Regions from separate parts of the Homo sapiens genome. Here region 2 is linked to region 1. A link is an interaction called in ENCODE POLR2A ChIA-PET data of the cell type or tissue named here. Cell type or tissue: CD4-positive, alpha-beta T cell. All regions are shown on one strand. Links, peaks and the distances in the headings refer to the core of each region. The heading gives the core; the rest is flanking DNA.

Region 1 (9,849 bases), core at 1,832-9,831:
TTTCTGTATAATTTCATAAGGTTTTCAAGTAAATTTGATACTAAAGGCCCATGACCATGAAATAAACAGGACACTCACAGCGAAACGCTAAAGCCAAAATCTCATCTTCCATGCGCCATGCAATGAGAAAGGAGATGGACAGTAACTTCCACCTACCAAACTTCCCTACCCCAGGTTTCTGAAGACACATCAACACGTGCAACGACATTTGTGTTTGGATATGCATTTTACTACATACGTACATCTTTAAAAAGATTTTTCCCACTGACATTTATTTCTCATGCCAAGTCGGGGCCAGCCGCCAAACTGGGGAGACCAAGATCCTGGAGTCAATGCGCTCATTCTCCTTAAAGGACCGTGACACCAGCCAGAGAGGCGGAGAATGTGGTAAAGGCAGGGAAAACACGATTCTTCCACCTAGGAAGACAGAAGAGCTCTCCCAATGGGCAGGGCAGCTCTGGGAGCAAGTCACTAATAATAGCAGGAATATTACAGCCAGTGCATCAACACATGGGATGAATTTAACAAGGCTGGTTTTGTTTTTTGTTTTTTTTTTTTGTATGATGGAGTCCTGCTTTGTCACCCAGGCTGCAGTGCAATGGTGTGATCTTGGCTCACTGCAAGCTCCGCCTCCCGGGTTCAAGTGATTCCCCTGCCTCAGGCTCCCGAGTAGTAGGGACTACAAGGCGGCAAACAAGGCTGTTCTTACTTCAATTTTGCAAAGTGAGGAAATGGAAGCCCAAAAAGGCTATGTGTCCCAAATCATTTATTGAGTGGTAGTAAAGCTGGGATTGGAACCATGCTGTCTGGATCTGAAGCCCTATTGTGCTGTTCCATCAGGCAGGTCCTCGTGGACAGAATTCTAAGATACCCCTTCCCCTCCACAGACACGATTCCAACCCGTTGGATACACCTTCCCCCAGTCATTCAATCGAACACGAATCTAGGTGTTGCTGTGCAGTGATTCTGGAGAGGTAAAGTCCCAAGTCACCTGACCTTAAGGTAGGGGGCCTGAGCCAATCACATGAGCCCTCTCTAAACCTGGGCCCAGGAAATCAGAGGCTGGAGAGCAGGAGGCAGATTCAAGGCTCGTTCCTGAAGATGGAGGGGACCTCTAGGAGCCTCCAGTTTACAGCCGGCAAGGAAATGGGACCTCAGCCCTACAATTGCAAGGAACTGAATTCTGCCAACAGCCTGATGAGCCTGGATGCCCATTCGGGATTCTTCCCAGAGCCTCCTGAAGAGAGCTCAGCTGGCTGACACCTTGATTTTGGCCTGAAGAGGTCCTGAGCAGAGAACCTAACAACACCCTACCAGACCCCGACCCACAGAAACTGTGAGATATTAATACATTTGTTTTTTTAAGCTGCTAAGTTTGTGGCAATTCATGACGTGGCATTACAGGCTCTGACCAGAGGTCTCAAGCACCAACCCCGGCTGTCATACCTATGGAAGACACCATGTCCGCAAATGCCTCTCCAGGCCTTCAAGAGACCTCATGTGGTCACATGAGACTCCCAAAGTCCCCTTAGGGCACTGTCCCTACTCTCTGCAGGAGCCACGTGAGGGCGGTGAGGACTGGCTGTGGAATTTGAGGCTTCTAAGTCCTGGCCTCCCAGGGCCTCAGGCATCTTACCCATGTGTGCTATTAACGTGATGTATTACTTGATGTTAACCTTGGCCAGCTGGCTGAGGCAGTTTGTCAGGTTTCACCACCGTAAAGTTACTCTTTCATCCCCCTTTCCATTCTGGAAGGAAGTCACTGTGCACAGCCCACACTGGTGGAATGGGAGGCACCCTACACTTTTATTTACTAAGTTTGGCCACTCTGTCTATCACACCAGCACACTCCAAGTACTCCACAGCTCCATGAGGCTGGTGACAATCACATTGGACAGTGCAGCTCTATTTTAGAACATCAGGAAAAAGTACCCAAACATCAGTCACTCAGGTACCACTGTACTATTGTTTACTTAGTAGTTTTCTGTAAAAGGGCTCACTTTTTTTTTTTTCCCCGAGATGGAGTCTCGTTCTGTCACCCAGGCTGGAGTGCAGTGGCGCCATCTCAGCTCACTGCAAGCTCCGCCTCCTGGGTTCAAGCGACTCTCCTGCCTCAGCCTCCCAAGTAGCTGGGACTACAGGCACCCACCGCCACACCCAGCTTATTTTTGTATTGTTAGTGGAGACAGGGTTTTACCATGTTGGCCAGGCTGGTCTGGAACTCCTGACCTCAGGTGATCTGCCCGCTTTGGCCTCCCACAGTGCTGGGATTACAGGCGTGAGCCACTGCATCCAGCCACCGGGCTTTTTAAAAAGGGAACTTGATATCACTACCTTGCAACGGCCCAGCATCAAGATGGCCCTGGACGTCCAAGAGGTGGAGCAGCCCTGTTCCTCCACATGGGCTTTTTCCATCCTTCCTTTCTTCTCCTCCTCAGAAGCTTGGGGCATGCATGGACCCCTTGGTCCTGGTACTCAGGGCTCCAGGGTCCCCACCAGAGGAAGCCTTCACCAGTTCACAACCAGTGCCACGGGCAGCTCTGACCCCTCCTGTGGCCCAGCTATCTCTGGGCCAGGAAGCTGTAGATCTGTGGCTGCCAAGCCTGGTTGATGACGAGACCCACCGGAGAGCTTTCTAAAAGCTTAGACTTCCTGAGCCCCCAGCACGTGGATCCTAATTAAAGATATGGGTAGGGACCAGGTTAAAAACAGCCCAGGTGGAGCTGATAATCAACTACTTTTGACAACACTGAGTCCTACATGCAGGATGACCAAGCTCAGCTGTGCTCTGGGAAAACCTTCACCTGAGGTAATGCACAGCTGTCTGATGGAAGACCCCAGGGCAGGTGCTGACTCTTTTTTCTCTTGAGACGGAGTCTCAGTGGCACTCTGTCACCCAGGCTGGAGTGCAGTGGAACGATCTCGGCTCACCGCAACCTCCGCCTCCTGGGTTCAAGTGATTCTCCTGCCTCAGCCTCCCAAGTAGCTGGGACCACAGGCGTGCACCACCATGCCCGGCTAATTTTTCTATTTTTGGTAGAGACAGGGTTTTGCCATGTTGGCCAGGCTGGTCACAAATTCCTGGCTTCAGGTGATCCACCCGCCTCGGCCACCCAAAGTGCTGGGACTACGGCTGTGAGCCACCACGCCCAGACTGACTCACTTTCTAAAATGAGCAGTACCCGCTGGAGGAAAGCGTGTAGCTTGGCATCTTCCCAAGCTCACAGGATGTGGAATTCGGTGCTGACAGGCCCTTTGGAGAAACTCCTTTCCCTGTCCTGTGTGAGCAGGAGGAAGGGAGGCTAGGCAGTTTGGTATTTCTGGGTGTACAGCCTCATTGTTTCTTCCTTTTCTTTCTTGCCCATATTACATCTCAGGTCCCTTGGATCAGGGACAGAACTAGATTGTGCTCCTCTAGGTGGCCACCCACTGCACTTTAGGGCCTGGTAACTGGTTTAGTGAGTTCCAGGTTCACAGAGGGAGACGAACTGCTCAGGATGGGTCATACCCAAAGCCTCCGCAGCACCAGATTGAGGTGATTAGGTGACGAGATTGAGAGCAGATTTGGGACTCTTCAGTTGATGTTATAATGGGATGAGACCTTGGGGCAGGGTGAATGTATTTTGTATTTGGTATGAACACACATCTTTGGGGTCTAGTAGGCAGAATGTCCCTCCCCACACAACGATGTCCACGCCCTAATCCCCAGAACCTCTGAATATCATACACCTTACGTAGCAAAAGGGACTTTGCAGATGGGATTAGTCAGGGCATTGGGATGGGGAGATTAGCTTCGATACCCAGGTGAGCCCAATCTAACCGCACAAGTTCTTAAAAGCACAGGACTTCCTCGGGCTTAAAACAGGAACGATAAGGAGGAATGGGAGGTCCAAGAAGATACCATGCACACAGGGGGCAGCCACGTGTCTCCTTCACCTCGTGTATCCAGAGTCTGGAACCCAGCAGGTGCTTGGCGACAGAAAGGCCACTAAAGTGAACTTTGAAGCACCAGATTCCAGTTAACAGTCATGCAGACGAATTATTTAACCTCTCTGACCCCACGTCATCCCTTCTCTATGGATATCAGAAGGGCAGTGAAAATAACCCACCCAAGGTCATCCACTGAATGAACAGTGGGGCTGGCCCCACTGCAAGCCCCTCAGAACCCATCTGGTTGCCAAATCCAGCACTCTCCCCACCCCCACCTGGGCTTGGCCATAATGGGCAGAACTCCTGGGTAGACAGGGGTGAAGTTTCTCATGGCCCCATTTTGTTCCTTTGCTCCATTCTGTGCCCTTGTTTTCTGGTGACGGGTTGTCATCCCATTTTCTGTGCATAGACCAGCAGGGGGGGCCAGCGCCCGTGTAGAGACCATCAGCTCCCAGAGCTGCCCTGGGGAAGAGCTGCCCTAGGGAAGGGCCTGGTCCTGGCCACCCACAACAACAGTGCCCTTAACGACAAGGGGCACCTATTGGTTCACCACCTGGCTCTTCGGCTGCCAGGTAGATGCCCCTGGAAAAAGGACTTCATCTCCGTGGCTGCGGTTTTCACAGCTGTGAAAGGGGATGGGAAACAGACCTCCCAGGCGTACTGGGACAGTAAAATGAAGCGACTCATGAGACGGCTTCCAGCACAGGCCCTGGCACTTAACTCTTAGCTGAATTTGCATTCTTTTATTTTTATTTTATTTTATTTTATTGAGACAGAGTTTTTCTCTGTCACCCAGCCTGGAGTGCAGTGGCGCGATCTCTACTCACTGCAACCTCCATCTCCCAGGTTCAAGCGATTCTCCTGCCTCGGCCTCCCAAGTAGCTGGGACCACAGACACACATCACCACACCCGGCTAATTTTTTGTATTTTTAGTAGAGATGGGGTTTCACCATGTTGGCCAGGCTGGTCTTGAACTCCTGACCCCAGGTGATCTGCCCGCCTCAACCTCCCAAAGTGCTGGGATTTCAGGCATGAACCAACACGCCCAGCTGAACTTGCTTTCTTTATCAAGAGACGTTCAGTCAATCTCAAAGGACTCTCATTTCAGATTCTGCCCAAACCACATGAATCGTTTTTTGGACTCGGCTGTCTCGCTCCTTTTCCTCCACCCTTTTATGTCTTTACCAAATCTTTCCTCTGTGCTTAAAGAGCACTCCCCAACAGTCTAGCCAGCACCCTCAGGCCTGCTATAAACTACACAGGGGGCCCAATTCAAAAGGCGCTACTAAGCAGGGGGCTCCTTTCTTCTGAAAACTGCTGCGGGCCAAGTGTAAATTTAAGACACTGTGCCTTTGCTTGTATATTTCCTCTGTCTTCTAGCCTAAAACCCAGCCAGTCCTAACATTGACCGACTGCCCATGTATGTTACCTAAGACCCCATGCTGGGCAGGGATACTGAGATAAGTAGGACACAATCACGACGTCACTGGAAGCGCCTCCAACAGGGACAGAGATAGCAACAGATGATTTCAGAACAACGTATGTGCCTGTCTACAAAGATCCACTCTCAGGAGTGGATCTTGGGATTCCATTCCCAAGAACTTACCCGGTACCACCCTTTGAAGGATGAATTGTCTCGGCTTCACAGACTTCCAAGGCCAAAGTCAGACAGGAACGGGCAGGACCAGGACTGGGCCCCACGTTTGACTAACATCACTGTCTCCCTTATCACAAGGAGGAAGAGGCCCTTTGAAGATGTCCTTTCGCACGGGCTCCGAAATATCTGCTAAATGTAGGTCATTATGACTGAAAATGCATTTTTCCCCTTGTCCTTGAAGCAGGCAGCTGCTCTGTAAGTTTCGGCTGTAGCCTGATGTTTAGCAACAGCAGCCCTAGCCCATCTGCTGGCCAGCAGATCGCAGGGTTGTCACCCTTGGAACTGGAAGGCATTCTACACACACTGTGTCTTCCAGGTGCTTTTTCTCCTCAACCATGAAACCACACACCCACAGGCCAGGCAACAAAGCGCTCAGTTACTTCACATGGTCATTCCTTCCTCCTCCTGCTTCACCTGATGCAGAAGACTTTGTCAGTAAAACTTGAGCATTACAAGAATATGCAACAGAAAGAATTAGAGAACTTGGCAATCCAAAAGCTGCTAAATGAGGGTTTTCTCCATTTGGGGGGTAATGTAAAGCAGTTCCAAGAAAAGTGAAGTCACAGCCACGGTTGCTTATTTTCGGTTTTAGAAAAAAGCCAATGTCAAAGGGGAAGCAGCTCTGCCCCAGCACAGCCTCCACTGTCTGGCGGGGGGCGCTTGCTGATAAGCCATCTTGGATTTGGCACCAGAAACCCAAAACCTCTGACATATGTTTTCATCTGGTGATGTCAGGGAGGAAACTCAAGCCGAAACAGTGAAAGTTGTTAACATTCAAAGAAACCACACAGCTCAGCTAACATGGTGAGGCAACACCCTTCCAGCACCAAGCCACCAGCATTTCTGAGGGGACTGTCAGGAAAAACACACAGTGCCCTCCTTTTCCTACCTCCACCCCGCCAACAGACTCCTGAGATGCATTATTGCTCAGGCCACCATGTCAGCCCAACTAGCATTTTTCAATGGACACTACTTACCAGAAGTTGGGTGAGGACAAATGGGGCAGGATACGGTACAGGTGGTTTTCGGCAGCTTGGGTCTTTTTTCTAGCACACAAGCAGGTTTCGCCACAGTAGGGCAGACTTCAGGTTAACATCTGGGGAGTCTACCACACATCCAGCTCAGGGGCTACTACTGGGTGCCCCATAATAATTTTGTGAACAAGGTTTGCTTTTTTTGTTTTTTGTTTTTGAGACAGAGTCTGGCTCTGTCGTCCAGAATGGAGTGCAGTGGCATGATCTTGGCTCACTGAAACCTCCGCCTCCCAGGTTCCAGAGATTCTCATGCTTCGGCCTCCAGAGTAGCTGGGATTACAGGTGCGTGCCACCATGCCTGGCTAATTTTTTTGTGTTTTTAGTAGAGACGGGGGACTATGTTGCCCAAGCTGGTCTTGAACACCTGGCCTCCAGTGATCAGCCTGCCTCGACCTCTCAAAGTGTTTCAATTACAGGCGTGAGCCACTGCACCCAGCCATTGTGACTAAGTTTTAACCTAAGAATTCTGTAACAGATCTCACTGTCTGCACCAAAATTAAATTTAAATGCAATTAAAAGCAACTGATTGAACGACCCAGCCAGGGAGAGCACCTAGGGAGACATGATGACGAAATGGAATGTGGTGTCCCGGATGGGACCCTGGAACAGGAAAGAACATTAGGAAAAACCCAGAGAAATCTGAATGAAGTACAGACTTGGGTTAATAACATCTCAATATTGGTTCATGAATTTTAACAAATGCACTATACTAACATGTTAATAATAGGGGAAGCTGGGTACAGGTATATGGGAACTCTTTGTACTATCTTTGCAATTTCTCTCTCTCTCTCTCTCGTGTGTGTGTGTGTGTATGTGTGTGTGTAGACAAGCAAGAACATACTGATCCTCCCAGCAATAATGATTTGGTGCCTACCAAGTGTCACATACCATGTAAAAGTGATCTACATCTTCATTTATTCCTCACACCAGTGCTATGAGCTGGGCATAATCTGCATTTTACAGATAAAGAAACTGAACAATGGAGAGGTTACGTACCTTGCTCATAGTCACACGGCAAGGTTACTTGCAAATGAAGGGCTCAAATTCAGGTTGACAGGACTGCAAAGTTCCTGTTAAAGCTCAGCAATATTGCCCGAAAAATCCCAAACTGTGAACATAAAACAGTTCAAAACAAGCTTCTTGTGGGCAACAAAAATGATGCATACTTTCCAATCTGCCCGGCTTTAAAAAGAAAATAGTTTAAAAGCACAGCACACCCGAGACACTGACAACACTCAGTGCTGGAGACGATGTGGAACAGTGACTCCCCTTCATTGCTGGTGAGAATGCAAAAGCAGACTGGCAGTTTCTACAAGGCTAACCATAGGTCTACCATATGGCCCAGCAATTGCACTCCTAGGCATTTACCCCAATGAGCTGAAAACTTACACCCACTCAAAACCTGGGCATGAATGTTTACAGCAGCTCTATTCATAGTTATCAGAGACTGGAGTCAAGATGTCCTTCAATAGGTGGATTAGATAAAACTATGGTACATCCATACAATGGAACATTATTCAGTGATAAAAAGAAATGAGCTGGCTGGGCGTGGTGGCTCATACCTGTAATCCCAGCACTTTGGGAGGCCAAGGTGGGAGGATTGCTTGAGCCGAGGAATTTGTGCCTGTAGTACCAGCTACTCAGGAGGATGACATGGGAGGATTGCTTGAGTTTGGGAGGTTGAGGCTGCAGTAAGCCACGTTCACGCCACTGTACGCCAGCCTGGGTGACAGGGCAAGGCCCCATCTTAAACAAACAAACAAAAATAAAAAACTCAAAATAAATAAATAAATAAATTAGCTGGGTGTGGTGGCACACATCTGTAATCCCAGCTACTCAGGAGGCTGAGGCGGGAGAATCGCTTGAACCCGGGAGGCAGAGGTTGCAGTGAGCAGAGATCACACCACTGCACTCCAGCCTGGGTGACAGGGTTAGACTCTGTCTCAAAAAAAAAAAAAAAAAAAAAAACAGTACCTAAGGAATTCTTCATGTTTCTATCTTGTAATAAGCACGGGCATTTATTGAAAAAAAAAAAAAAAAAAAAAAGCTAACAAGCTGCAAAAAGACCTGGAGGAGTCCAGACACAATGGCTCACACCTGTAATCCCAGCACTTTGGGAGGCCAAGATGGGAAGATTGCTTGAGCCCAGGAGTTTGAGACCAGCCTGGGCAACATGGCAAAACCTTGTCTCTACAAAAAATACAAAAAAATTAACCAGGCAAGGTGATGCGCACCTGTAGTCCTGCTACCTGAGAGGCTGAGATGGGAGGATCCTGAGCCTGAGAGGTTGAGGCTGTGGTGAGCTGTGATTGTGCCCTTGCACTCCAGCCTGGGCAAGACTGAGATTGTCTTAAAAAAGAAAAAAAAAAAAAGATATGGAGGAATCTTATATGCATAGTAAATGAAAGAAGCCAGTCTGAAAAAATTACTTACTGTATGATCCAACTATATGATATTCTGGAAAAGGCAAAACTGAAAAGAAAGATCAGTGACTGTCAGGGTTGGTGGGGAGGGGTGAATAAGGGGAACCCAGAGGATTTTTAGGGCAGTGAAGCTATTCTGGACGATACTGTAGTGGTGGATACATGTTATTATGCATTTGGCAAAATCCACAGAATGTATAAGAGAAGGAATAAAGCCTAATGTAAACTAAACTTTAGTTAATAAGAATGTAATGTTGGTTTATCAAATGTACCATCCTAATAAAAGATGTTCATAGCTGGAAAAACTGGGAGTGGGGTGTGTGGAGTATATGCGAACGCTGTAGTTTCTCCTCTATTTTCCTGAACACCTAAAACTGTTTTCTTAAGTCCATTAAAAAAAAAAACTCATACAGCCTATTAAAAATTTATTAGAGGTAGAATATCAATAATCCAGGTGAAAGTCTACAACCATGTCAGAACACAATCTAACTCCTTTGATATTTACAATCTCAAAAAATTCAGGCATGGGTACTAAGCAGACAGCAGAAACCCAACATTCAAAACCATCACAGCAAAAAGTCATTCCATACAAAGACAAAAGAACTCTACACCAGGAGGCTCACCATGTCTCGCCGAAAGTTATGAAGTGGAAGTTTAGCTAATGCCTGAAAGGCGTCCTTTATCTTGATGTTTTTCATTTCAACAAGAAATTCTGAAAACGTCTCAACATCTCTGAGTAATGGAAGAAGGCATCACCTTCTCTAGCTAGGAAAAGGGATAGAGCTGCGTCTAAATGTTTGAGTG
Region 2 (10,053 bases), core at 1,272-9,271, 130 kb after region 1:
AGAGACCTTAAAAGGGCCAAGGCAGGTGCTGTGCAGAGTCCTGGCTCTGCAGCTCAAGGCGGCTCCACATCAGAGTCCCACCACGGCTCCTTCTGCCGTGCCAATGGGAGCCAGTTCACTTCTTGAGCTCTTGCGTCGCAGCTGAAAAATGGGAATAACACTGGCATTTATCCTATAGGGGCATATACATTGTTCATTTATTCAACAAACATTCACTGAACATTTATTATATGACAGGCATTCTTCCTGGCTCTGGGCTGTTGGCAGTGAATAAAACAGACCAAATCCTCTGCCCTTGAGGAACGTATGGTCTAGCAGGGAGAGAGGCAAACTCTAGCCAACAAACCTGTTAAACAGTACGTGGGCTGGGCACGGAGGCTCACCCCCATCATCCCAGCACTTGGGAGGTGGAGGTGGGAGGATTGCTTGAGCCCAGGAGTTTGAGACCAACCTGGGTAACACAGCAAGGCTCCGTTTGTACAAAAATTATTTTAAAAATTAGCTGGGTGTGGTGGTGTGCGCCTGTGGTCCCAACTACTCTGGAAGCTGAGGTGGGAGGATTGCTTGAGTTGGAGAGGCTGAGGCTGCAGTGAGCCAAGATCATGCCACTGCACTCCAGCCTGGGTGATGGAGCAAGAACCTGTCTCAAAAACAAAACAAGCAAAAGCAAAAAACTAACAAACAAAAAATCAGTATGTCAGAGGGAAGTAAAGTAAAGCAGGCAGTGGCGGGTGGGGTGTGGCTAGGAGGTGCCAGGTGTGGGTTGGTATTTTATTATGATGGCTAGGGAAGCCTTCTCCAAGAAGCTGGGAGCTGGAAGGGATGAGCAAGCTGCCCATCTGGACGTAGAGCCTTTCAGGCAGGTGGAAGAGCAGGTGCCAAGGGCCTGAGGTAGGACTGTTCCCAGTGTGTTCAAAGAAAGGTCAGTGTGGCTGCTGCAGCATGCGTGAGGGGTGAGAAGTCAGAGGTGAGGATGGAGAGGTGAGGAGTAGAATCAGATCACGCACAGACCATGGGTCCTGGAAAGGAGCGAGGCTTTGAGGCAGAGTAGGACGGGAGTGTCCTGAGCACAGAAGATTTTAAATGAGATGGTGCATGCACGACCATCTGCAGTGTGCCTGGCGCGGAGCAGGTGCTCCCTAATTGCTGGCTGTTACTATTACTGTTGCTGCTGTTGTTATTATTGAGAGACTAAGAAGCACATTGGAAACCATGAAAACCCAGAGATGCAAATTTTAATTGCCAGAGAGAGATTTTTCAACATTTTCAATGTGCTGTCATGAAGTATGAACCATGCAAATGTAGGTTTGACTACTTCGTTTTGTGGAAGAGCCACCTACGGCTAAGAGAGGTTAGAAGACTTACCTGATGTTGCACAGTGACAAAGGGTGGAGTCCAATTCACCAGAACCCAGGTCTGTCTCCTGAATCCAGGATCGTGACTGCTGGTTTGGCCGTGGGGGCTGAGAGGCCTTGGTACAGTGGGCAGACGGGAGGTCCCTGTATATGAAGGGCAGAAGCTTGGGGCTGCACCTGGGACCCTCCAACATCATTGGGAGAAAAGCCTGGAGCTCTCAAGCTCTGACCTGGCACAGTCAGGCAGACACGGCTCACAAAGACCAAAATAACCAGAGGCATCATTAAGGATGTCTTCGGGGTCAAGTAAAAGGAATCCTGATGTAAACCGGCTTAAAGAATCTGGAAATGGGCCAAGCATGTGCGGCTCACACCTGTAATCCCAGCACTTTGGGAGGTTTAGGCAGGAGGATCGTTGAGGCCAGGAGTTCAAGACCAGCCTAGGCAACATAGTGAGACCGTGTCTCTACTTTAAAAAATATTTTTTTAAAAAGGATCTGGAAATGGGCCAGGTGTGGTGGCTCACATCCGTAATCCTAGTGCTTTGGGAGGCCAGAGTGGGAGGATTACTTGAGGACAGGAGATCGAGGCTATAGTGAGCTATGATCACACCACTGCACTCCAGCCTGGATGATAGAACAAGACCCCATCTCTTAAAAAAAAAAAAAAAGGAAGAATCTGGACATGTAATATCTTGTTCAATAGGAAATCCAAGTTCATTTTCCTTCCATCTTTCAGCTGATATCTCGCTGTTGGTTTTATCTGAGGTCAGTCCTAAGAGGGCCAGTGAAGTTTCAGCCACCACATCAGGAAGAACAGAAAACCATGTCTCTCCCTGGGGCTTCCCTTAGGAGCAAGGAAAGCTTTCTTCATGTCTCATTGGCCAGAATTGAGTTACCTGCCCATTGTTGAAAGTCAGTGACCTAGCCGGGCGCGGTGGCTCACACCTGTAATCCCAGCACTTTGGGAGGCCGAGGTGGGCGGATCACCTGAGGTCAGGAGTTCAAGACCAGCCTGACCAACATGGAGAAATCCCGTCTCTACTAAAAATACAAAAAAAATTAGCCAGGCATGGTGGTGCCTGCCTGTAATCCCAGCTACTCAGGAGGCTGAGGCGGGAGAATTGCTTGAACCTGGGAGGCGGAGGTTGCGGTGAGCCGAGATCGCGCCATTGCACTCCAGCCTGGGCAACAAGAGCAAAACTCTGTCTCAAAAAAAAAAAAAAAAAAAAGAAAAGAAAGTCAGTGACCAGGAACTGGAAGTTTTTTTTGAGACAGGGTCTCACTCTGTCTCCCAGGCTGGAGTACATTAGAGTGATCACAGTTCACTGCAGCCTCGACCTCTCAGACTCAAGCAATCCTCCCACCTCAGCCTCCCAGATAGCTGGGATACAGGGAAGCACCACCACACCCGGTTAATTTTTTATTTTTTGTAGAGACAGGGTCTCACCATGATGTCCAGGCTGGTCTCAAACTCCTGGGCTCAAGACGTCCTCCCGTCTCAGCCTCCCAAAGTGTTGGGATTACAGGTGTGAGCCACCTTGATTGGCCTGGAACTTAATTGACAAGGGATGATTGTTGGGGAGTTCATCAGAGTGATTGAAAAACCAGCCCTGCCAGGCGCAGTGGCTCACGCCTGTAATCTCAACACTTTGGAAGGCTGTGGTGAGCAATTCATTTGAAGACAGAAGTTCGAGACCAGCCTGGCCAACATGGTGAAACCCTGCCTCTACTAAAAATACAAAAATTAGCCAGGCGTGGTGGCAGGCACCCGTAGTCCCAGCTACTTGGGAGGCTGAGGAAGGAGAATAGATTGAACCCGGGAGGTGGAGGTTGCAGTGAGCTTACGACAATGCACTCCAGCCTGGGTGACAAAGCAAGACTGTTTCAAAAAAAAAAAAAAAAAAAAGAAAGAAAGAAAAGAAAAAGAAAAACCATTCCTAACTCTTCATCCCTCCCTGTGTCCCTGCCCTTGGCAGTGTGACTTTGCTACTTCTCCCATCAAGAAGTTGAGTCTAGATCCCCATCCCTAGAATTGGGCTGCTTTGGCCAATAGGATGAAATGAAGGGATGAAGTGACGCGGTGATGTGCTAGATCTCAGCCTAGGCCTCAAGACACCTGTGGCTTCCACTTGCTCCCTCTGGACTCTGCCAACACCGGGAGAACAAGCCCGACCTCTCAGACTCAAGCAATCCTCCCACCTCAGCCTCCTAGATAGCTGGGATACAGGCAAGTGCCACCACAGGCTGTTGGATGATGAAAGTCACATGGAGCAAGAGGAACCCTTCTCAAGCCCTGTACTCTGTGCCCCAGGACCTTAGCATGTGCTGACCGTGCCCTCTGGACTGCTCTGGCTCATCTCCCGTGACTTAAGGCCACTGTTCTGTTTGGAGACTCAGCTCAGGCAACCCTCTCCCAAGAGGCTTTGCAGAACCATCCCCGGCCCCAGCCTGGGTCGAGGGCCTCCAGGGTTTCCTGTAGCCCAGTTTGTGTCACTCTGCTTTGTGACTCTCTATTCTTCAGTCCAGCTGCCTCATTCACAGATATGGAAACTGAGGCCCAGAGAGGGGAAGTGACTTGCCCAAGGTCACCCAGCTGAGGGCCGTGTTCGCTGCTCCTCCAGCAGGTTTTGTTCTTTCCTTTCCTCAGCATCTCAACCCACGAGAGCCTGGATGTGGCGGTCCCATGGCGGGAGAGGGGGCCTGTGCCCCCACCAGGTGCCCAGTCTCGAGTCAGGATGAGACTCCTGGAGGGTCCCCTGGGAGTCTCCACTGGCAGCACCCCCTCCCCACATCCCCGCAAGGTGGGCATGAGCAGCATTCCCTCTTCAGATGAGGATGTGAGGCTCAGAGGGAAGAGGCGGGCCCGGTCACGTGGCCATGGAAGGATGGGGGGATCTGATCCCAGACCTTTCTACAGCCTGCATTTGGCCTTCTCCATGGCTTTGGGGCAGAGCCAGGGCCGGCCACCACGGAGAGGAGCAGACAGAAACCCAGGGCGGGCAACGGGGAGGTCTCAGGCTGGATGGTGGGGAACCACCGAGGCAGGAAGACGCAGAGCAGAAAGTGAAAGGAACCAGAGGCCTAGAATAGCTGCGGGTGACAGAGCCAGGGGACTACAGACGCTGCCAATAAGAGAAACCAGGCGGCCCACGGAGGGGCGGGGCACCCACTCCTCAGAGAGGCGGCCCCTAGCTGAGGAGGCCCATGGCCAGGTCCCTGCTAACCCGGGCAGCCCCCGCTTGGCTTGGCAGCCTGGGTGGATGCCCAAACTGTGGGAATGGAATTGGGGTGAAGGGCTGTCTTGGGGCAGAGAGGGGCCCACTTCTAACTTTAGGCCGACCTCTGCATCATTTGGATCAATCACCATGAGCTTATAAGATCTGGGACCTGCAAAGCTCATCAAACAGTGCAGCTGGTGAAGCGGGGGCCGTGCCGTGAAGACAAGCCTGTTGGTTAACATCTCCTAGTGGCTGTCGATGTCTGTCTCCGGTGGCAGTTCCCTGCTGTGGTTATGCTGCAGGCTCCAGAGCCAGGCGGCTGGGGTTCAATCCGGGCTTGGCCTCTTGCTGGCTGTGTGACCTTGGGCAAGTCACTTCACTTCTCTGGGCCTCTGTGACTAATATCACTGACTTCACGGGGGTGTCCTGAGGATTAGCTGAATGAGTATAAGTGAAGCACATGGAACAGCTCAGAGAAAGTGCCTCATAAACAGCTTTTATTATCCACTGTCTCCATACACTGTATAGACACACACACACACACACACACACACACACGGGGAAAGTCCCTCCAGGATGTGCACAGGGACTCTTTTTTTTTGTTCACTTCTGTGTCTTCAGGGCCTAGAACAGTGGCTGGCACACAGCGGGTGCTCAATAAATGTTTGTGGAATGGAAGGAGCAGGGGAAGGAGGCGGGGAGGGAAGGAAGGGATGGGAGCGAACAGAAAGTCGGCTATTGCCCAGCGTGGGGCATTGATTCTGTTGCTGTGTTTCATTCCCCTATCACATTGCCATGCACCGCTTTGGTTAATTGAAAAACACTTGTCTTCAAGGAGAGCCAGCAACAGAGCAGGGAGGTGGCTTGCAAGCTGTGATGGTCTTTCAGTTCAGGCTGGCCCCAAGACACCCCCACCATGGCCTGCTAAGATCCCCAGAGACCCCCCTCTCCCGGGCCAGGGCCGGCGGTGGCAGCTGTGCGGCGTGTGGGCAGCTAGAGAGGTGACAGGAAGCTCAGCAGGACAGGCTGTTCCCAGCCTACCAAGAACCTCGAGGCGAGAGGACAGGCTGTTCAGGGCTGAGATCTGCATGCTCCCAGCCCCTCCCGCCCAGGGGAAGTGTCACCAGCATCCAGGGCGGGGACCTCTGCCCTGGCCTGGAGATCTTGTTGCTCTTCTGATCTCTGTGAGGAACTCGGCCCGCTTGCTTTCCAGGAACTGCCTCCTGCAACCGGCGGGCAGATGGTTCACAGGGAAGGCCCGGGGGCCCAGCCCTGCCTACCTCGCACCCTGCGCTGGGCTGCTTCGGACATGCCACTCACCTCTCTGGGCCTCAGCTTCCCCACCTGCAAAACAGAGAAAATAGGGCACCACATGTAGGCATACTGTGAAGATTCAGAGCAAAGTTCAACTTTTTTTGTTTTACCATTAATTACTTTATTTATTTATTTTTATTTATTTATTTTCCTGAGATGGAGTCTCACCTGTCCCCCAGGCTGGAGTGCAGTGGCGTCATCTTGGCTCACTGCAACCTCCACCTCCAGGGTTCAAACCATTCTCCTGCCTCAGCCTCCCGAGTAGCTGAAATTACAGGTGCATGCCAACACGCCTGGCTAATTTTTGTATTTTTAGTAGAGATGGGGTTTCACCATGTTGGCCAGGCTGGTCTCGAACTCCTGACCTCAGGTGATCTGCCCGCTTCGGCCTCCCAAAGTGCTGGGATTACAGGCATGAGCCACTGCACCCAGCCCCATTAATTACTTTAAAACAAATGGTGGCATCTAGGCACAGTGGCTCATGCCTGTAATCCTAGAATTTCGCAAGGCTGAGGTGGAAGAATTGCTTCAGGTCAGGAGTTTGAGACCAGCCTAGTCAACGTGGTGAAACCCCATCTCTACTAAAAATACAATAATTAGCTGGGTGTGGTGGCACACACCTGTAATTCCAGCTACTCGGGAGGCTGAGGCATGAAAATAGCTTGAACCTGGGAGGCAGAGGTTGCAGTGAGCTGAGATCATGCCACTGCACTTAAGTCTGGGTGACAGAGTGAGAATCTGTCTCCAAAAAAGAAAGAAAGAAAGAAAAAGGTGGTAAAATACACATCACATAAAAATCACCAATTTAAAGTACAGTTAGGTAGCATTTAGTACGTTCACAGTGTTATATAACCATCAGTCTAGTTCCAGAATGTTTTCCCCACCCTAAAATACAACCCCATATTCATAGCAGTCACCCGCCCAACCGCCCTTGTCCCAGCCCCTGGTAAACCCTAATCTATCTTTCTTTCTTTCTTTCTTTCTTTCTTTCTTTCTTTCTTTCTTTCTTTCTTTCTTTCTTTCTTTCTTTCTTTTTCTCTTTCTTTCTTTTTCTTTCCTTTCTTTCTTTCTTTCTTTTTCTTTCTTTCTTTCCTTTCTTTCTTTTCTTTCTTTTTCTTTTCTTTCTTTCTTTCTTTTCTTTGTTTCTTTCTTTCTTTCTTTCTTTCTTCCTTCCTTCCTTCTTTCCTTCCTTCCTTAATTCCTTCCTTCCTTCCTTCCTTCCTTCTCTCTCTCTCTCTCTTTCTTTTTTTGAGACAGATTCTCGCTTTGTCGCCCAGGCTGGAATGCAGTGGCGCCGTCTCAGCTCACTGCAAGCTCCATCTCCCAGGTTCACGCCATTCTCCTGCCTCAGCCTCCCGAGTAGCTGGGACTAAAGGGGCCCGTCACCACGCCCGGCTAATTTTTTGTATTTTTTAGTAGAGACGGGGTTTCACCGTGTTAGCCAGGATGGTCTCGATCTCCTGACCTTGTGATCCACCCGCCTTGGCCTCCCAAAGTGCTGGGATTACAGGCGTGAGCCACCGTGCCCGGCCAACCCTAATCCACTTTCTTCTTCTGTGGATTTGCCTATTCTGGACATTTCATATAAATGGAATCATACAGTAAGTGGCCTTTTGTGTCTGACTTCTTTCACTCAACATATTTTCAAGTTCATCCACTTTATGTAGCATGAATCAGTCTTTTATTACCATGATTCCTACAATCCATTCATTACTTTAAAAAAAAAAAAAAGGACTTCAAAAAGTGTTTATCGGCTGGGTACAGGGGCTCATGCCTGTAATCCCAGCACTTTGGGAGGCCAAGGCAGGAGGGTCGCTTGAGTCTAGGAGTTTCAGACCAACCTGGGTAATATAGCAAGACCCTGTTTCTACTAAAAATACAAAAATTAACCAGGTATGGTGGTGCATGCCTGTAGTCCCAGCTACCAGGGAGGCTGAGGTTGGAGGATCGTTTGAGCACAGGAGTTTGAGGCTGCAGTGGCCTACGATGGTGCCACTGCATTCCAGTCTGGGTGACAGAGGGAGACTCTGTGTCATAAAAAAGTGTTTATCAAGGGAAAACACAATCACTTACATGCACGCATCTGAGTGTCCAACTTGGTGAGTTCTGACATAGTTTTATGCCCACAGAGGCACCACCCAGACTGAGGTCCAGGGCGTCTCTAGCACGGTCCCTCAGACCCTCCCCACCTCCTGGCCAGAGGCAGCCCCTCCTCTGACTTTTGACACTATTGATGAGTTTAGCCTGTTGCTTCAGATGAGTGAAAGTGGACAGTGGGGATGTTTTCTAGCTCATCTCATTCCCTCAACGCCATGTCTGTGAGTTTCATTCACATCGTGTACGGCAGGAGTTTGTTCTTTTGCATTGCTGAGTGGTATTCCACTGCATGGCTGTTTCACACTTTATTTTTATTGTATTTTACTTTTTTATTGAGAAGGAGTCTCACTCTGTCATCACCCAGGCTGGAGTGCAGTGGTGCAATCTCAGCTCACTGCAGCCTCCACCTCCCGGGTTCAAGTGATTCTCCTGCCTCAGCCGCCTGAGTAGCTGGGATTACAGGCACCCGCCACCACACCTGGCTAATTTTTGTATTTTTAGTAGAGACAGGGTTTCCCCATGTTGGCCAGGCTGGTCTCGAACTCCTGGCCTCAAGTGATCCCCCTGTCTTAGCCTCCCAAAGTGCTGGGATTACAGGCGTGAGCCACTGCGCCCGGCTCCTCTTTCACACTTTATTTCTCCATGACCCTGTTGGTGGACATTGGATTTGTCTCCCCTTGGGGGCTATCCTGAGCCATGCTGCATGTGCAGGCCTGTGGTGGGCAGGTGCCTCGTTTCTCCAGGTTTTTGCCCAGGACTGGGATTGCTGGGTATAGGGTATGTGTATGGTTAGCTTTTGTGGACACCGTTCATATTTCAGATGGGTTGAATGACTTCCATTGCCCATAGTGGCACCTGAGAGTCGCTGGGCTTCCCCATCCTGAACAACACTCCGTACGGCCAGCCCTGCTGATTTTCATCCTCCTCTTGAGGGCCACTGTCACTTCTTTAGATGAAGTAAATATAATGATGAGAGAAAATAGCAACATAAATAGCCAGAGTTGATAATAATAGGTGGCTAATGCCTTCCACCACCCCAAGCCCTGGGCCAAGCACTCACATCACAACCATCCTAGGAAGTCCAGTGATTACCCCCCATTTTACCCCCATTTACCAAGGCACAGGCAGGGCATGGTGGCTTATGCCTGTAATCCCAGCACTTTGTCAGTCTGAGGTGGGAGGATCACCTGAGCCCAGGAGTTGGAGACCAGCCTGGGCAACATAGTGAGACTCCGTCTCTACTAAAAATAATTTTTAAAATTAGCTGTTGTGCACCCTTAGTCCCAGCTACTCAGGAGGCTGAGGCAAAAGGATGGCTTGAGCCCAGGAGGTCAAGGCTGCAGTGAGTTATGATTGTGCCACTGCACTCCAGCCTGGGCAACAGAATGAAATCCTATCTCAAAAACAAAACAAAACAAAACAAAACAAAACAAAACAAAACAAAACAAAACACCGAACAGAAACTGAAGCACAGAAGAAGGGGTCTCATGGGCTGCCAAGGTCACACACCCAGCAGAAGGAGCTTAGTCTCGAGTTGAAAAACCTCAGCCCACCTGGACCCCGGCCCCGACTCTGCCCTGACACAGGGCCCAGCAGGCTGTGGTTTGGGGATTTCTCAAAAGGACCTTCTGGAGCTCTATATGAGAAGCATAGATGGAGAATCCGACTCTCATCCTGCAGCCCCTCTCACACTCACCACACACCCATACACACTCAAGCATACACACACTCACACAAATGCATTCACACACATGCTACGCCCAAACACATTACACCCTCGCAAACACACACCATACATCTCATACACCACACACTCTTATACAATATACATATGCCATGCATTCTCACACACACGCTTACACACTTCCACACTCGCACAAATACCCCGCATGCATATATTCACATGTTATCACACACCTACTATGAACATACACCACACATTCCCTTACACTCAGCCTTTAGAAAGCACAAACTAGTCTGGAACACTTCTATACAAAAGGCAGTGGCAGGCTGGGTGCAGTGGCTCATGCCTGTAATCCCAGCACTTTGGGAGGTTAAGTTAGGAGG

Evidence for each region. ChIA-PET counts read pairs that join two places held together with the same protein. Peaks named below come from ENCODE experiments on the same cell type or tissue, not always from the same donor. Only the 100,000 strongest peaks of a DNase experiment are listed, where the experiment ranks them.
Region 2: POLR2A ChIA-PET joins it to region 1 with 14 read pairs; 9 of 35 experiments call an interaction of 5 or more read pairs at or near these places.

Annotation. Positions count from the first base shown.
Region 1 is chr16:11,351,369-11,361,217 of GRCh38, reverse strand. It overlaps RMI2 (RecQ mediated genome instability 2), which reads right to left. Exons shown (of 2, transcript NM_152308.3): 2 at 9,458-9,849. The region is part of intron 1 of LOC105371082 (a long non-coding RNA gene); the gene reads right to left. Among named protein-coding and RNA genes, the nearest start is that of RMI2, 11 kb to the right of the region's middle. RefSeq lists enhancers at 5,788-5,937, 6,115-6,967. In CD4-positive, alpha-beta T cell, for the core only: CTCF peaks have their summits at 4,101 and 4,326 (motif pointing right); DNase peaks (open chromatin) are centred at 4,347 and 6,287; H3K4me3 peaks cover 1,073 bases; H3K27ac peaks cover 956 bases.
Region 2 is chr16:11,219,967-11,230,019 of GRCh38, reverse strand. It overlaps LOC107984859 (a long non-coding RNA gene), which reads right to left. Exons shown (of 4, transcript XR_007064984.1): 3 at 5,896-5,919; 4 at 5,056-5,798. Among named protein-coding and RNA genes, the nearest start is that of SOCS1, 31 kb to the left of the region's middle. RefSeq lists enhancers at 3,966-4,525, 4,956-5,035, 5,516-5,565. In CD4-positive, alpha-beta T cell, for the core only: no CTCF peak of the experiment used is centred there; DNase peaks (open chromatin) are centred at 4,439, 4,849, 5,129 and 5,679; H3K4me3 peaks cover 1,251 bases; H3K27ac peaks cover 3,437 bases.